Linked DNA regions of Mus musculus: region 2 is linked to region 1. The links are chromatin loops, found by intact Hi-C in ENCODE. Cell type or tissue: gastrocnemius. All regions are shown on one strand. Each heading gives the region's core, and the rest is flanking DNA. Links, peaks and the distances in the headings are about the cores only.

Region 1 (8,322 bases), core at 256-8,255:
CCCGCAGCTCTCCAGCCTCCTTGGCTACAGACACTCGAGCCTCTTCCAGGAGGGCCAACTTCTGCTCCTTGTCCTCATTGGCAAGCTTCAGGCTGCAAGGCAGAGGCTGTTCTGGGACAGTAGTTCTGTGCCCAAGGCTTGCCCTGGGTCTGAGTTGGTCTGGCCCCGAGATAGCCTAAGCACCTGCCCATATGACAATCCTTGCACTGACATAGTGCGGCTCGGGAACAACCTTGGGAGGAAGAGAGGCACACCAGTGTCTCTGGTGGGGGTTCAGTTTCCAGGGTGACCGACACAGGGGAGGCCTGAGTGTGACCCAATCTCTCTGCTGCCACCTGTCCACTCTCTGTGGTAGGCGGCACCATCTACATGATTCCCTAACCATGGGGTGAAGTGAGGTCCGGGCCAAGGTTCAGTTAGAGCAGTGGTTCTCTCTCTACCTGTGGGTCACAAACCCTTTGCGGGATGAAGGAGAAGTCATATATCAGATACAATCTGCCTATCAGATATCTACATTACAATTCATAGCAGTAGCAAAACTACAGTTATAAGGTAGCAGTGTAAATGACTTTATGGTTGGGGTCACCACACCATGAAGAGTGTATTAAAGGTCACAGCCTTAGGAAGGCTGAGGGCCACTGAGTTAGAGAATGGGGCACGGGAAGCAGGCAGTCCCTTGCCGCTCTCACCTGATGCGCTCACTCTCCGCCTTCTTCACTGCAGACCTCAGCTCCTCGTTGGACCGCCGCAGGGCCTCCCGCTCCTTGGCGCCCTCACTCAGGCTGCGCCGCAGCTCACTAGCCTCTTGGCGATGGGCTTCGGAGCTGTCCTGACTGTCCCGACCCTTACGCTGAGCCTCCAGCAGCTCCCGCCGCAGCCCATCGCGGGTGTCCTCCAACACACGCAGCTGAGTCCTCAGCTCTTCTGCCTGTGCGTCCAGAAAATGGGGTCAGGGCCTCTCAGGCTAGGACCATGGCAGAGAGGGGCCAGTAGGCCACCTCCCTCCCTGGCTAGAGGATATCGTGGTCCCAACACTGCCCCATTGATCTATGGTGAGTGGCTGACCTAAGTTACGGTAGGTACGGGACAAGGTATGCTGGGCTCAGCAGTGCCTGAACTTGACATGAGTCCCCCAATGCAAACATCAGGTGCCTAATGACTGTTTACAGCCCCCTCTCTGAGGTAACCACTGTCTGTCCTCACGCAGGCAGGAGGACTCCCAGAACCAGCCCCAGCATACACGCAGCAGCCCTCAGTGATGCCAGGACAGTAGCGTCAGTTCACCTCCCGCATGCAGGCCTCCCGCTGCCGGCCCAGGTTCCCCGTCCGTTCCTCCAGCTCTTTCACCGTCTGGGCATGGGCGGCAGTGGCTTCCTCCAGCTGGGCCCGGAGGTCTCGAAGTTCAGATGTCAGGGCGTTCAGTGTGTTCTGAAGTGACCAAGATCCTCACGCTTATTCCTGACGTGGCCCCCAACACCCACCCCGCTGCACTGCTCAACCCCAGGACTAGCCCTCCCAGGGGCCTACCAAACCTCGGTGCCTTCCTTGAAGCTCACCTCTCTATACTAGTAGTCTCACCAAGGTGGAGCTGGTGGCCACCTCCTTCAGTTGGGGGTCCTGAAGGAAGGGCTGGACCTTCCACACAACCTGGCAGCATCTCCAGGCCCTCCACTCTAACAAGCCCCTTCAAGCCATGCTGGTTTCCCCTTGGTCACAGGCCCAGCTGGGCTGCCTACCTACCCGGTCCTGTTCCTGCCGGCTCTGGGCATCTCGCTTCTGCCGTTCCATCTCCAGAGAGATGGCAGCCAGACTGTGCCGAGTTCCCATCAACTTCTCCGACAGCGCCGTCTTCTCGGACTCCTTCAGGGACAAGGCCTAGGCAGAGGCAAGGATGACAGGCCTTAGGGTGTGGCTGGGCCTTTCTCCTAGCCTTCCGCTGGTGCTGGCTCGCAACAATGGCCCACCACTGGAGGACGAAGGGCAGAGGCGCCTGCTAAGGAACAGCAGCAGAACCCGGGTGTGGACATGATCTACAGATCTAACTGATGCTTCAACTTCCCCCCTGGAGGTGAAGACTTCCTTGAGTCTCAGTTACAGATGAGAAAGCTGTAGCTCAGGGGGAATGTGATTTGCCCAGGGCGACAAAGCAGGAGATAATCAAGTCTGACCTGCTCCATTACCTTACAGAAAACCAAGAATTAACAATTTGGAAGGATCAGCAAGTGCCTATGGGCACAGCCCAGTCAGAGGCATCCAGCCTGAGGCAAGCGGAGGCAGGAGACCGGAAGACAGCATGCCCTGTGCCACCTGTCACTGTCACTGTGCTAGGCCTCCAACTCTCCTGCCCTGCAGTGAGAGCTGAGACCCCGGAAGAACCTGGCTGCTTCCTGCACTCCTAGCTGCTGGGTGGGGGTGCGCTGGGCAGAGGGGGAGAGCCCCAGAGCTGTCCCACTACTCCCCACCCCCCTCCCCAGCTCACAGACCTGCTGCTTTTCGCTCTCTGCCAGCAGCAGGCCCTCGTCCCGCTCCTGCTGCAGCGCGGCAATCTCCTTGCTCAGCTCCTCCTTCTCGGCCTCCATCCGTGCCAGCAGCTCCTCTCGCTCCTGCTGCAGCTGGCCCTGCAGCTGGGCCCGCTCTGCCTGAAGCTCCCGCCATGCAGCCTCCTGAGGGCCAGAGCAGGGCTATGTGACACACTAGGAGGGGCCCACAAGGTTCCTTGCAGACGTCGGGTCAGAAGAAGGCACAAACACCCCAGAGCTAAGAGCCGTGCCACCAGGTCACTGCAGGGCAGGGCACTGGAAGCTGTGCTGAGGTCACCTCAGGTCTGTGAAGACAACAGGGAACCCCAGTGGCCTGGGATGAGAACAGGAATGCCCCTGGGGAGGATGGTCAGCAGCCATCCAGGGAGGGGGAGAACTAGGCCAGCAGTGTAGCCTGGAGGCTGGGACACGGTGACAGTGGGCCAAAGCCACAGGCACAGGCACTGGTCTGACCAGGTGAGCTGTGGCACTGAGGGCTAAGGGGACAATGGGGACCCCCAAGCCCAGGTGATAGACAACCCGAATGTTATTTTTTAAACTTTTAGGTTTATTCATGTGTGTGAATATTTGTCTGCAAGTATGTCTATGCACCATGTGCACGCCTGATGCTTCTGGCGGTTAGAAGATGGCATTGGATTCCCTGGAACTAAAGTTACAGATGGTTGTGAGCCATCGTGTGGATGCTGGAAACCAAAACCAGGTCCTCTAGAAGAGCAGCAAGTGCTCTTAGCTGCTGGGCCATCTCTCCAACTCTGTTCAGACAGCTAGAGGGTTGTGTAGAGGAAATAAGGCTGGATGCAAAAAACCTCTGGGACTCAGACTGTCAGAGAAGCTGAAGAGAATACAGGCTTGTGGGCACTGACAAGGCCAGGAAAGGTGGTGCCAGGGGCCACAGCGCATGGCTCACTGGGAACATGATACAGCCATGGCAAGGACAGCTTTCTCAGGGTGAGGGCACTGCCTGTCTCTGGTGGTGGGTGAGGCCCTTCTTCAGGCGCTGCCCTGCCACCTACTGGCCATATGTGGTAATTTCCACCCAAATCCGTGGAGGTGGGGGACAAGGGAGGCATCTTTTTCACCACTCTATGAGTCCTGCACGGGGACCATAGCTGTTGGAGGCCGCCCTGCCCAGGCTGTTTTTGAAGCCCTGTCCTGGGAAACACTCCGTGCTGGGGATTCTCAAGTAACAGGAACTGCCAGGAAATTTACTAAGCACTTGGTGGCTGCGCTAACCCCTTCACAGGACCCCATAGCAATCTATCCGTTTCTATGGAAGGAAAAATGAAGGCACAAAAACCTTATATGGCATCAGTGGAGTGAGACCAAGGTCAGACTCAAACTCAGGAAATACAAGCTGACTCAAGTGTGCAAGTGACTTCCCTGGCACGCCCTGCCCTGTCAGTCCTGAACCTTATTGATGAAGTAGAAGCTTTCTACTGGACACTTGTTTGTTTTGAAACAAGGCCTCTCGTCATGTAGCCCTGGCTATTCTGGAACTATGTAGACCAGACTGGTCTCGAACTCTAAGATCTGCCTGCCTCTGCTTTCTGGGTGCTAGGATTAAAGGTGTACGCCACCACACCCTGCTTTCTGCTGTATGCTACACCGGCCTTGCTCCAATGACTGTGGGTCTCCATCAGGTTTAGACCTGGTTTGGGGCCTGGAGCTCTATGTATCTGATAAGGACAACCACCCTCACCCCTTATCTTCTCAGCTACCCCCAGCTATATATCCTCATATCTTCTATGGCAGGCATCTGTTTCACAGATATGGAAACTGAGGCAGGGCAAGACAGAGGAGAGCACAGAGACAGGGAGACTCAGAGCCCTGCCCACTCCTCCCCAGGACCAAACCTTCTCATGCTGCAGTCTCTGGAGATCCTCCTCATGGGCTGCCCGCTGCTCCCGCAGAGAGGCCTGTGCCTCCCGCTCGGCTTGCACTAGCTTCTGGGTCATCAGCTCCTTGTCCAAGGCTGCCTTCTCTTCTGTGGATGTTACCTGCTGCCGTAGGCCTGCCAGCTCCCCTGCACAAGAGGGACGGATGGCAGGAAGGCAGGGCTGAGTCACATGTCCCTCTGGACCGGCAGACTTGGGCTGTATGAGCCACACGGGCAAAATCAGGTGAGAACACTTTCGTGGCACCAATGCTGACTTCCTTGAGGGAGTGGCTCACCCCTCTGGGTACCAGTTCCCCACCTGCCTCACGGGCTCACTGGCTCTGCTCTCCTCATGGACAGGGGACAGAATGGCTGGTGAAAAGGGCACCACAGAGAAGAAGGATATCAAAGACACAGTGTCTCTGTCACTGACACGCTTGCTGGGTCAATGCAATCCATATGCCCTAGCACATCACAGTACTTGGCTTGGATGATGCGCCTGGTTAGTTTAACCTCATCCTCGTCAAAGACGATGCTCCAAGACCAGCAACCACTCAAGCTTTATGGAGTGTCTCCACTAGGGACAGTGCCCCTCACTGAGGGACAAAGCAGGAGGCATGTCCCACCTGGACCTGTGTATGTCGCCCAGGTGTGAGCCCAACAGCATTGCCCTCCCTGGGTCTGTGTGACTCTGGAAAGTTGCTTTCCATGACCCCCACAGCTGCTGAGCTACTGTGCTGAGCTGGAAGGACCGAGTACAGAGTGTGGGGCGCGTGCGGGAACCCTGGGCTGGGACCATGGGACTGAGATTCACGACAGCAGCTGATGGAGCCCAGAGTTCTCTAAGGACCTCAGAACCCTCCAGCCTCCCTGATGACGAAGCAGCAGCAGCCACAGCTGGCACTCTGCCAAGGCCTTCGCTAGCTCCTTCACCTCATCCTGGCAACAGGCTAGGCAGGTGGCCATGCCCCTACCTCTGGTGCCAAAGGAACCTAACTCAGAGAGGGAAGGGCCTGTTCAGGGAGCCATGTGACAGCCCTGGATAAGGAACCCAGGCCAGCCATAGCCATGCACCTCACTCAGGGCTCCTAACTTCTGACTGACTCCTGCTTAAGTCTAGCACAAAGCCCCAGGACTCAGCCCCCATACCAGTCAGAGTTTCCTTGGCCAGCAGCAGGGCTTGACTGTCGGCTTCTAGCTGCTCTCGGCGGGCCTCGAGCTGAGCCAGCTGCCTCTGCACGTCAAATAGGCTGCTCTCCAGGGCCTCCTTCTCCAGGCTGTAGCAACATCGTCCCTGAGGCCTTGGAACTCAGCCTCCCCAGCCCCAGGTAACTGTGGGTCTTAGGGTGTGGCCAGTGTGGGCCAAATGCCAGCCTCCCTGCCCAGCTAACCCCGGCTCCCTGAGCGAGGTGGCATTGGTAAGCCAGGCTCTTAAGTAACTGCTCCACTGGGTTAACCCCGGGGCGTGGCTGGTCAGGGTGTGGACCCAGCACGCCCCCTGCAGGGAGCGGGGCAAAGCCCACACCTTCCTTACCGCAGGCGAATGGCCTCCTCTGACAGGGTCCGGCCCTCCCGCTCTGCTGCTGCCAGCTTCACTGCCAGGCCAGCCCGCTCCTTGGCCATAGCCTCCTTCTCCCGGGCAGCGCGCTCCAGTGCTTCCACCTGCCGCTGGGACTCCCGCAGGGCTTGCTCCAGCTCCTGGTCCCGTCCACTCAGCTGCCGGGAGAGCTAGCCAGCCCAGGGACAATGAGCAGGAGCCTTGGCTGGTTCACCACGCAGCACTCGAACGTGGGGTCGGGCCCAGCCCTGGCCTCGTAGCAGGAGGCTGGGCTTTGAGCACGGACTCTGCACTGGTATGCCTAGGCAAACCCTAGCCTTTCCTATGTCTACAAACGCACATGAGAAAAAACAAGGACCCCAGTCACTCACTCTGCCCTGTGCCCAAACCTGAGAAGCTCAGCAAATGGTAAGGAGAGCAGCTGGTCAGGCTGCTTTGCAGGGCCTGGAGCCCTGGAGCCCCGGGACCCTAAGCTGCCTTCGGGCTGTGTGGTTCCAGTTTCCCACCAAACTTTCTACTTTCACCAAATAGGATGGATCTTCACCAGGGCTGGCCCAGAGTCAGCTTGTCCTCTAAGTGACAGAATTTTAGTCTCAGCGATAGACAAGTGGCCCGGATGAGGGGTATAATAGCTTGCTCAAGGCCCTTAGCTAGCAGAAGTGAGATATGTATGAACCCAGAGGCAAGTGCCTGAGCCCGTGGCTGATTCCAGAATATCACGTGAGTGGCCAGGAGCCCCTACCCACAAATCTACATGGGGCTCAGCCCACCTGGGCCAACTGCTCCTGCAGATGGCTGCGTTCGCTGCGCAGTACAAGGATCTGTTGTTCCAGCGCCTCCCGGGCCTGCTCAGCCACACACAGGGAGCCCTGTAGGCCCTGCCTCTCCACCTCCTGCTCCAGCCTCAGCTGCTCCAAAAGTTCCTGCTTCTCCACGGCCATCGTAGTGGCATGTTCTGCCTGCTGCTGGCGGCCCAGGAGTGCCACCTTTTCTTCCTCTAGCTGTATGGACAGAGATTTGAGGAGCAAAGGGACTCTCCCAGGACCGGGATGTCCCTTCCTTCATCCTACCAACGATCACAGCCAGTCAGGGATGGCACGCAAGGGAGAAGGAAGGGTGTCCACAGGGTTGAGAACCAAGCACCAGAATAGAGCAGGGCCCCCAGAGCATCCTTCTATGAAACACAGAAAGGCAGTCAGGATGAAAGATGGACAGCAGGACAGACAGGGGGGGGGGCGGTGAGCCCAGCATGTCTCTACAGTGTCTCCCTGGTGGAGGGGACCTCGCGCTGGTATACAGCATACCTGGGCGATAAGGCGGTTTAATTCCAGCTTGTCCTGGGCGAGGCTCTCATTCAGGGCACTCATCTTGGATAAGGAGTCTCGCAGGGAGGCCTCCTCTGCCCTCAGCTTGGTCAGGGAGAGCTCCAGCTGCGCTCGGCCTGCTTCAGCCTGCAGTGGGGACAGGAAGGCAACAGTGGGGGAGAGAGCCAGCGAAGAAGACCCTTACAGACTGAGCTGGGGCCGAGGAGAAAGGGTTGACATGAGTCAGACAATCCCCACTAAAGAAGGCTATCAGGAAGATACCTCCTACTGAAGAGCTGCCCAAGAAAGGAACGAGAGGCAGAGCCAGGGGGCAGCTGCAGCCTAGGGCGCCATCGTACAGAGCCTAGGCCACCAGAAGTGGGACAAGCACCTTCCAAGGACTCTCAGGACCATGACCCCCAACTTCCTCAGCCCCAGAACATATTTCCACAGAAAGGATCAGGTGACCCTGAGCTTCAGGCTCTGGTCTCAGGAGCCCCTGAAGAAGCAGGGATCTGTGGCCTAGGTCAAAAGTCAGCCTGTGGGGCTAGGGAGCTGGCTCAGTGGGGAAACCTCATACCGCTCAAGCAGGACGTGAGTTCCTGTAGCAGCTGCATGCAGAAGTTAACAAGGTTAGTCCTAGTGTCTCTACAGCATAGTGGAAGCAGGCAGGAGGACCCCAGCAGCTCAAGACCCAGCAAGGGGCAGTGAAGGGACTTAAATAAAGTGGGAAACATGGTCGGACACCAAGGCTGTCCTGACTTCCATACAAACACCAGTGTACAGGTGCACAAATGCTAACATGCAGAGAGGGGTGGGGGATGAAAGGGGGAGGAGTATGGGGGAGGGAGATTTAAAACACAGTAACAGATAGATAAGAATAAAAAGTCAGTCTCTATCCAGAGGAAGGGGTCAGCAGCATGCTCAGCCCACAGCCTGACGTTGAGTGGTCTGGCTAATGGGAAGAGCCATGAGTCATGTGGCTGACAGGACTCACCTTGGTTAGCGCCTCGGCCACCTCTGCCTTCTCCGTCTGCAGTACAT
Region 2 (8,322 bases), core at 166-8,165, 50 kb before region 1:
GCCTGCCCTGTCTTGGGTCATTTTCTCTTTAATACTTTAGTTTCTGAGTTACTCTTCTAAAGTGAGAGGCCCTCCCTCCCCCAACCTCAGATAAGTCAGTCCTGCCTGGCACCCGTCATTTCCTTCCCCGCTTTTGCAAGGCTGGCCCTGACTAGATGCTTATCGGTCCTGCAAACAAGCGTGGTTTTTTGGTTTTTTTGGTTTTTCAAGACAGGGTTTCTCTTTATAGCCCTGGCTATCCTGGAACTCACTTTGTAGACCACGCTGGCCTCGAACTCAGAAATCCGCCTGCCTCTGCCTCCTGAGTGCTGGGATTAAAGGTGTGCACCACCACGCCCGGCTCCAGGGCTGTTTCTTACATTGCTTTTGAGAGTATGTAGTCTCTGCCGTCTCTGATTTACTCTCAGCAGTAATGGCAGGCATCTGGCGAATCCTGACCTTGGCTTGTGTTCCTAGAGGAAGCACCATGCTGGGTGTCCTGAGCAGTTAGGGGCTGCCTACCATGGGTCATCGTGGGATAGGCCTGGGGCTGGGGCTGCACACCACCCTCCTGGGAAGGGGCTTTGCTGCCGCTGTTCCCTCCCACCATGCCTGGTACTGAAGCTCTCTCTCCCTCCCCTCCAGGGTCTGAATCCGGGGAAAGCGATTGCGGAAATCAAGAAGATGATGGCGACCTACAAGGAGAAGCGAGCATTGGCTTAACCCAGTCCGTGCTGAGTGTGCCTGTCAACTCTGGTGTCAAACAGCTGGAGTCTCCCTAAGTACAGCATATGTAATAAACATTTAAGATAAATAGGCGTTACTCTCCATTATTACCAAAGACGGTTGGAACCGAGGCCTTGGTGCCGAGGCACCAGGAAATCCTTGTCCTTGAAGAGGTGGACAGAGCTCCAGACCTGAGCTCCGATGAGGATTGCACACAACCAAGGCAGGAGTGTGTCCCCAGCATCACACGCACCTTGCCCTTCCGTGAGTTAGGACTTGTATCGTCCTCTTCACCTGCCACGTAGTCCCACGTAGTCTCGGTCTCCACAGTATTAGCAAAAGCTATTTGCAGTCTTCAGGACTACATACAGGTCAGCCTCTTCTCGCGGAAGCAAGGTCTGAGATTCATTCCAGCACACAGCGGTGACCCTGACCATGCAAGCTCCACCTCTTGAGGCCTCACAAGGCAAAGCTGCATCCCCCGCCACAGCTCCCTGCCTCGGCCCCACTTCAAACCACACCGGTAATGCTAGGCTAGCAGCACACAATGGGAAGCAAACCAGCCGAGGCAGGAGTTGAGGCCAGCCTAGGCTACACAGCAAATTCCAGGCCAGCCTGAGCTACATAGTGAAATCGAGAAAATTAGGACAAATGAAAGGCCCCCTGTCCTGCATTCTGCATTTGTTTCCTGAATGTTTGACCGATCTAAAATTCCCTTCAAGCCAGGCGTGTTAGGTGGCAGTAGTGGATGCCACCCAGTGTGTAGGTGACAGGAGTGTGTGATATTACCCTCCACCCCTGCATTCGCAGCCACTGAGTGACAGATTTAACTGTTCCAGCATTAAAATGTATGGGTGCCAGCCACTCTTGCTTGACTTAACTTTCTGCACTGATAGACCGATCTAGAGGTCAAAATGGAGTCGATCCTGTCAAAGCTCTGCACACTGACCAGATGTTCCCTGACCTGACTAAGCCAGCGAGGAGACAGGCCTGACCCAGTGATCACCTGGTGCTTGCCAGGCAGCCACTTCCATTGCTCTGTCCTGGTCACACCCTACAAGAACAGTAACTTTGAATCTTTTTTATTTTTTAAGATTTATTTATTTTATTTATTAGCAAACTGTAGCTGTCTTCAGACGCACCAGAAGAGGGCATTGGATTACAGATGGTTGTGAGCCACCATGTGGTTGCTGGGAATTGAACTCAGGACATCTGGAAGAGCAGCCAGTGCTCTTAACCGCTGAGCCATCTCTCCAGCCCAAACAGTAACTTTGAAATGATCCAACAGACAGAGAAGAGTGTTTTAACTCCAAAATTGACTACCACACTCCTTAGGAACCCCTACTCGGCCCCTTAGTGTGGTTACTCTACTTATGAAGGGAAGCATCACAAGGCTTTTCAACCGATGAGACAAAATCTACCAGGTTTGAGCCCTGGTCGTAGGAGGAAGAGCCAGGGGGATCCTGAGGTCTAGCCTGGGTGAGATACTGACCCAAAATGCAAATAAAGGTTTGGAGTGCATCTCAGTAGCTAGGCAAGTGTATCACTCCTGGATTCTCAGACACCTAGAGCATGTGCTAAGGCTGGTGTGATCCCTAGTGCTGCTCCAAAAAAGAAAATTAGAGAGGGGAGTTTGCCCTCCCAGCATCTGAGTCCCCCGACTCCTGGATTAACACTTAGTGACACTTAACCCCAAGTGACAACTGAAATGTGAGGCCATTCCAAGGCCAGCACTTGAGAGATGGCAGGGTAAACCCCTTGGCCCTGTCTGCGGACAGAGATCAGTTTAATTCTAATGACCCTGCCAGACCTGGGAAAGTCACACTCCGTATCTTCAGGGGTAAGTAGACTTTGCTTCTGGTACCTGGATCTGGAGGGCAAGGTGGGTTGTTCTCGGGACTAGCTAAGTGGCACGGAAGGATGAGCTGCGCTAAGAGCCGCATTGGATGCGTGAGGTGGCTAAGAAGGTAATGGTTCTTGAGTAAATAAATATTGTTGTATTGGCCACTGGACTCAGGGGTGGCAGGGGGAATGTCACAAAGGCTTTGATCTTGGGGGAGGAGGTGTCCTGCTGTTGCTAGTGATGGTTTGAGACAGGGCCTTGGGCTTTGCCGTTCAAGTTGACCTGGAATCCACTCTGTAGCTTCCTTCCTGCCTTTGCCTCCCCAGTCATGGGATTACGAGCACACCCCACTGTGCCAAGCAAGGCTTTTCTCTGGTATTCTTTTAAAATGTGTGTCTTGGGGTTTCTATTGCTGCAATGAACCACCATGACCGAAAGGCAAGCTGGGAGGAAAGGGTTAACTTGGCTTGCATTTCCACATTGCTGTTCATCACTGAAGGACGTCAGGACAGGAACTCACACAGGGCAGGGAACCTAGAGGCAGAAGCTGATGCAGAGGCCATGGAGGGATGCTGCTTACTGCCTTGCTCTCTATGGCTTGCTCAGCCGGCTTACTTAGAGAACCCGGAACCACCAGCTCAGGGGCGGAACCACCCACAATGGGCTGGGCCCTCCCCATCAATCACTAATTAAGAAAATACCCAAGTGCTGGATCTTATGGGGGCATTTTCTCAATTGAAGCTCCCTCCTTTCAGATGACTCCACTCTGTGTGTCAAGTTGACTTAGACTAGCCAGCACAGTGTGTTTGCGGCTGTGCACGCACATGCACAGTACCTGGGGAGGCCAGAAGAGGGAGCCAGAGCCCCTGGAGCTGCAATTCCAAGAGGTTGTGTACAGCCCAGTGTGGGGGCTGGGAACCAAACTCTAGTATTCTGGGAGTGCAGCAACTGCTGAGCCCTCTTTCCAAGTCCTTTTCTCTTTGATATTTTGAGATGAGTCTGGCTCTGTACCTCAGAGCTGTAAACTGGCCTTAAACTCACAATCCCCCAGTCTCAGTTTTTCAAGTGTTGAGATTATGCACAGCCACAAAGACTTTTCTAATAAAATGAAGTCCTGAGCAGGATTTTGGCTCGTGTATGTGTATCTGTGTGTCTGTGTGTGTCTGTGTGTCTGTGTGTGTGTGTACATCTATAGAATTTACAAAGCAAGACCATGGAAGGCTTCATGTCTCTCTGGGACTACACCACCCAACTCTTCTCACCTGATCTTTGGGCAGGTGTTGGCTCTCTGTGCCTCCCTTTTGCTACCTGTAAAATGGGAATGAGTGGTATTCAGAATGTGATGGCATCTAAGAATAAACCTCGAAGCACCATGCTTTGTGGTAGTGTAGATACACCATAAACTCCACATAGCTGACATGTCTGAAAGATCCAGCTGTGGAACCCTGTGAACTCAGCCAAAGCCTTCTAAATTCTTATAGTCTGTGATGGACAGTCAGCCAGATTCCTGGGATCCATCACTCAGACTTTTTGTCTTTTATTTTGTTTGAGGCAGAACTCAAATATTGTTGTGTTTTAGAAAAAGAAAGGGAAAAGCCAGGGATATGTTTGGTGGAGGTGTGGTATGGTGTGGGGGATGGGGGTGCCTCTGTGGGCCTATATACTGAGGCATCTCTTCCTCCCCGCCCCCGCCCCCCCAGGTACCAGCCACAGGACAGGGTATAGTGTATAGTATGAATAGAGTTTATTTAGGGAATGGGGAGGGGAGCTGAGGGAGTAGAGGCAGAGAAAGGCAGAGAGAGAGAGAGAGGGAGAAGGAGGAGGAGGAGGAGGAGGAGGAGGAGGAGGAGGAGGAGGAGGAGGAGGAGGAGGAGGAGGAGGAGGAAAGGCCAGACATGAGCACGTAGAGAGAGACGGGGAGGGGTGTGGGAAGAGGGTAATGGAGGAGCAAGAGGAAAGAGAAAGAGAGCAAGAGAGAGAGGAGGGGCAAGCAGCCCCTTTTATAGTGAGTCAGGCACACCTGGCTGTTGCCAGGTAACTGTGGGGCGGAGCCTAGGCGAAATGCCAACATATAACCCAAGCTGGCCTCAGATTCACTTACACAACCAAGAATGACCCTAAACTCTGATCTCTTGCCTCTGTCTCTCAGGTGCCAGGCATGTACCACCACACCAACTAAGCTATATTCCCCAACCTAGTTTTTTTTGCAACAGAATCTTGCTATGTAGCCCAGGCTAGATTCAATCCTCTCACCTCAACCTCCTAAGCAACAATTACTGGACGTGAGGCACCATGGCCTGGCTTCTAAGATTGCCCCTCTCTCTGGCTGCTGAGGGTATCAGGGATTCCTTTGTTCAAATTCCCTCCAGGCGATTCCCTATAAGACCAGCTGCAGAAAGACCACTTTTCTGCATGTTTAGGCAGCCGAGGAGGTCTCTTTCCTGGGATGTCACTAGCTGAGAAAACACTGTGTTGCTGCAAAACTCCATCGAAACTAAAGAAATGGAGAAGTAAGGCCGTGCTCTGGGGTAAACTGCCAGCATCAACATCTGCTCAGCCTCCTGCAGTGTGAGCCAGGCACGGGACTTCCCCCACGAGAGCCCCAGAACAGCAGTAGCCCCAGAGGGAAGCTGTTGGATCAGGCCTGGCCCTTGTGACTGCAGCCTTCAGCTGTGGTTATCTGGGAGGCGAGCCCTGCCCACAGACCGCCTGTGGGGCCACACGGTGAGAGCCACTTCCCCTACAGGTGCCTGTGGCAGGTGGGCGGGACCTTCCCCAGCCTCTGTGGTTTAGGAAAACCCATTTCCTGGCACTCGTCCCATCAAGGAGAAGAGCTGTGCTGCTGACAGCTCGGCTTTTCCCCTGGAGAGCTTGGCATGGAGTCCCTGTAGTGAATGGCTTTTCATGGCACTGATAATGTAGCAAGTAACCTGCAAGGTGGTCTGGCCCCACATCCCTTTGAACCTTCAAGGCCGCCTCTTCCTCCTCCTCTTCCTCCTCCTCTTCTTCCTCCTCCTCATCCTCCTCCTCCTCTGATTTATTTATTATTATATGTAATTATACTGTAGCTGTTTTCAGACACCAAAAGAGGACATCAGATCTCATTAAGGATGGTTGTGAGCCACCATGTGGTTGCTGGGATTTGAACTTTCAGAAGAGCAGTCAGTGCTCTTAACCACCGAGCCATCTCTCCAGCCCCCTTTCAAGGCTTCTAACCCAGCTTAAGGGTCTCATGAATGTGTCTGGGCTCTGCCACGCACCTACCAACTCAACAGTGTGGATTGCATTTTTATTACAGAGAGGAGAGACTGAGAGAGGAAAAGTGACCTTTACCCCAGCCCCTGGGGGACAGAGGCAGGAAGATCTCTAGGGGTCCAAGGCTAGTCAAGGGTACATAGCTAGTCCTTGTCCCAATAAATAAATCAAAAAGTGTTCTCATCGCTGGACAGGAACTGATGCTCCAGCACCCTCTCAGGCCCCAGGCCAGCCGCTTTATTTATTACACTGCCCCTCTGGGGGGATCTGTGTCAGTCAGGTCCAGACTAAAACCACCACCTCTAGGCTACCCAGGCATCTGGGTTTCCTGGGAAGGTCACCCTCTAGGAATTGAGGTGGAAGTGGGGAAGGAGAGAGACAACTGGTCCCTACTGACAATCTCATCTACTAATGAATGAAGTCTCACCTGACCTAGTGACGCCAGTCCCACGCCACACATGGCCAATAGGAATGCCCCCCAACCTGCTCCACCAGCGGCTGCCCCAGCTCAGTATTAAATGGCTCCACTGTTCTCCAGCCACTGAAGCCAAACCTCTGGGCATGTCTGAGCCTCACATTTCCACACCCACATATCTGGTCAACAAGTCCTGTGCACATGGCCAGGTTCCTGGAGGTTGCGCTGTCAAGGCGTCCCACTGTCCCCATAAAGGGATTCCCCCCGCCCCCATCATAGCTCTGCACACTTCTTGACTTTCTGCAGTCTGTTGTTTAGCTTGAGTGTCCTTGTGTCACTTTCCAGTAGTCCCCACTGGACAGGACCTGATGGTCCAGCTCCTGGAACTCAGCCTGACTCGCCTTGAGTTCACAGGGATACTGTGATGCTGAAGGTGTGGGCCCAGGACTATTCCAGCCGCAACTTTCCCTGGCTTACTCCAGGTCTCTCATACACCCTCTGCCTCAGTTCAGAGGTCATTGATCCTGGGGCCGGGGGACACCCTAGCTGTGTCAGTCACTATGGGATAGTGTAGTGAATGCTGTAGATGGGTATCCTAGGCTTTCCTGGGTCTTTATTTGTCTCACCTGTGCAGGGGTATGTGCGGACCATGCTTCCGGGTTTCTGGGCTAGGTCCTACCTCCCTTTAGCCTCCTGCGCATCATCACAGCCAACCTGTATGGAGCACCTTTCTGGCCATATCTGACCATGGGAGTCTATGGCAAGTGTGACCTTCTCCTGATATCTACCCAGTAGTATCAGGCTTTAGATGAGTGCTCTTATGCAGCACGTACAACAAGCCGTCACTGCTGCTATTTGTCATTGTACAGGTCAGAAAAAGCTGTCCCGGGGCTGGGGAGATGGCTCAGTGGATAAGAGCATGGGCGGTAGCCGGGCAGTGGTGGCGTACGCCTTTAATCCCAGCACTTGGGAGGCAGAGGCAGGTGGATTTCTGAGTTCGAGGCCAGCCTGGTCTACAAAGTGAGTTCCAGGACAGCCAAGAAGATACAGAGAAACCCTGTATCGAAAAACCAAAAAAAAAAAAAAAAAAAGAGCATGAGTGGCTCTTCCAAAGATCCTGGGTTCAATTCCCAGCACCCACATGGCAGCTCATAGCTGCCTGTAACGCCAGTTCCAGAGGATCCAACACCCTCACACAGACACGCATGCAGTCAAACACCAAGGCACGTGAAAAGAAATAAAATTTAAAAAAAAAAAATAGGTCCAAACCCAGTAATATGGCTCAGGGGGTAAAGGTGTTTGCTGGGGACTTAAGGTCAATTCCTAGGCACCCACAGAAAGAATATGACTGACTCTTGAAGACTGTTCTCTGATGTGCTATTGTGCATACATGCACCACCACCACCACCACACACACACACACACACACACACACACACACACACACACACACACACACACACACAATTAGAATTAATAGTGCTGTTTTGTTTTGTTTTGAAGAAAAGGAGACCCAGGGAGGTTAGCTTACACATCTACAGTCACACAGCCTGGAAGAGACAGGGGCAGGCTTGAACCTGCACGCGTAAGGTGCAGTGCTGAGGGGTGCGCCTGAGGCTGTGGTCGCGGACAGGACACTTTCTCCTCTTCCACCTCTGTCTCCCAGTATGGCCCCCCTGTTTGTCTGCCAGCAGCCTATCCGTGTGCCTGTCTTTTTGTCTGTCCTGTCTCCCAGCATATCGGTTTTCCGTTTGTCTGTTCTGTCTGGAGACTGTCCCACCTGTGTCTTCCAACCTCTCCCTCCCACTCTGCCTGCCTATTTGATGTTTGTCTGTCCGCCTGTTTCCTGTATTATTGTTGTTCTATATGGAGGCTGTTCCAATGGGGTGTCCCAACGTTCCTTTCTGTTTGTTTGTCTGTCACCTCTCTACCTCTTTGTCTGTTGTCTGCCTGGTGCCCCCCCCCCCGCCCCTTTCTGTCAAGCCGGTCCACTTGTGTCTTCCCAGCATCGCCCTCTGTCTGCCTGTATGTCTGCCTACCTGTCTCGCAGCCTGTCCTTTTCCGTCTATCTCTTTTGTCTGGGGACTGTCCCGTCCACATTCCC

The links. A loop is a pair of places that touch in the nucleus more often than their neighbours do. Peaks named below come from ENCODE experiments on the same cell type or tissue, not always from the same donor. Only the 100,000 strongest peaks of a DNase experiment are listed, where the experiment ranks them.
Region 2: a loop joins it to region 1, with 2.6 times the contacts of the local background. A loop is called at or near these places in 17 of 42 quality-filtered maps.

The regions. Positions count from the first base shown.
Region 1 is chr4:141,028,409-141,036,730 of GRCm38, forward strand. Crocc (ciliary rootlet coiled-coil, rootletin) reads right to left here. Exons shown (of 37, transcript NM_172122.2): 15 at 8,276-8,322; 16 at 7,279-7,425; 17 at 6,745-6,975; 18 at 5,951-6,144; 19 at 5,566-5,693; 20 at 4,394-4,563; 21 at 2,484-2,663; 22 at 1,741-1,875; 23 at 1,285-1,428; 24 at 690-928; 25 at 1-92. Among named protein-coding and RNA genes, the nearest start is that of Crocc, 21 kb to the right of the region's middle. In gastrocnemius, for the core only: CTCF peaks have their summits at 3,554 (motif pointing left) and 5,937; DNase peaks (open chromatin) are centred at 3,541, 5,349 and 5,943; H3K4me3 peaks cover 1,525 bases; H3K27ac peaks cover 2,728 bases.
Region 2 is chr4:140,978,401-140,986,722 of GRCm38, forward strand. Sdhb (succinate dehydrogenase complex, subunit B, iron sulfur (Ip)) reads left to right here. Exons shown (of 8, transcript NM_023374.4): 8 at 625-798. The coding sequence ends at 702. It also overlaps a transcript of Atp13a2 not described here. Among named protein-coding and RNA genes, the nearest start is that of Atp13a2, 4.4 kb to the right of the region's middle. In gastrocnemius, for the core only: a CTCF peak has its summit at 3,394 (motif pointing right); a DNase peak (open chromatin) is centred at 5,249; H3K4me3 peaks cover 111 bases; H3K27ac peaks cover 834 bases.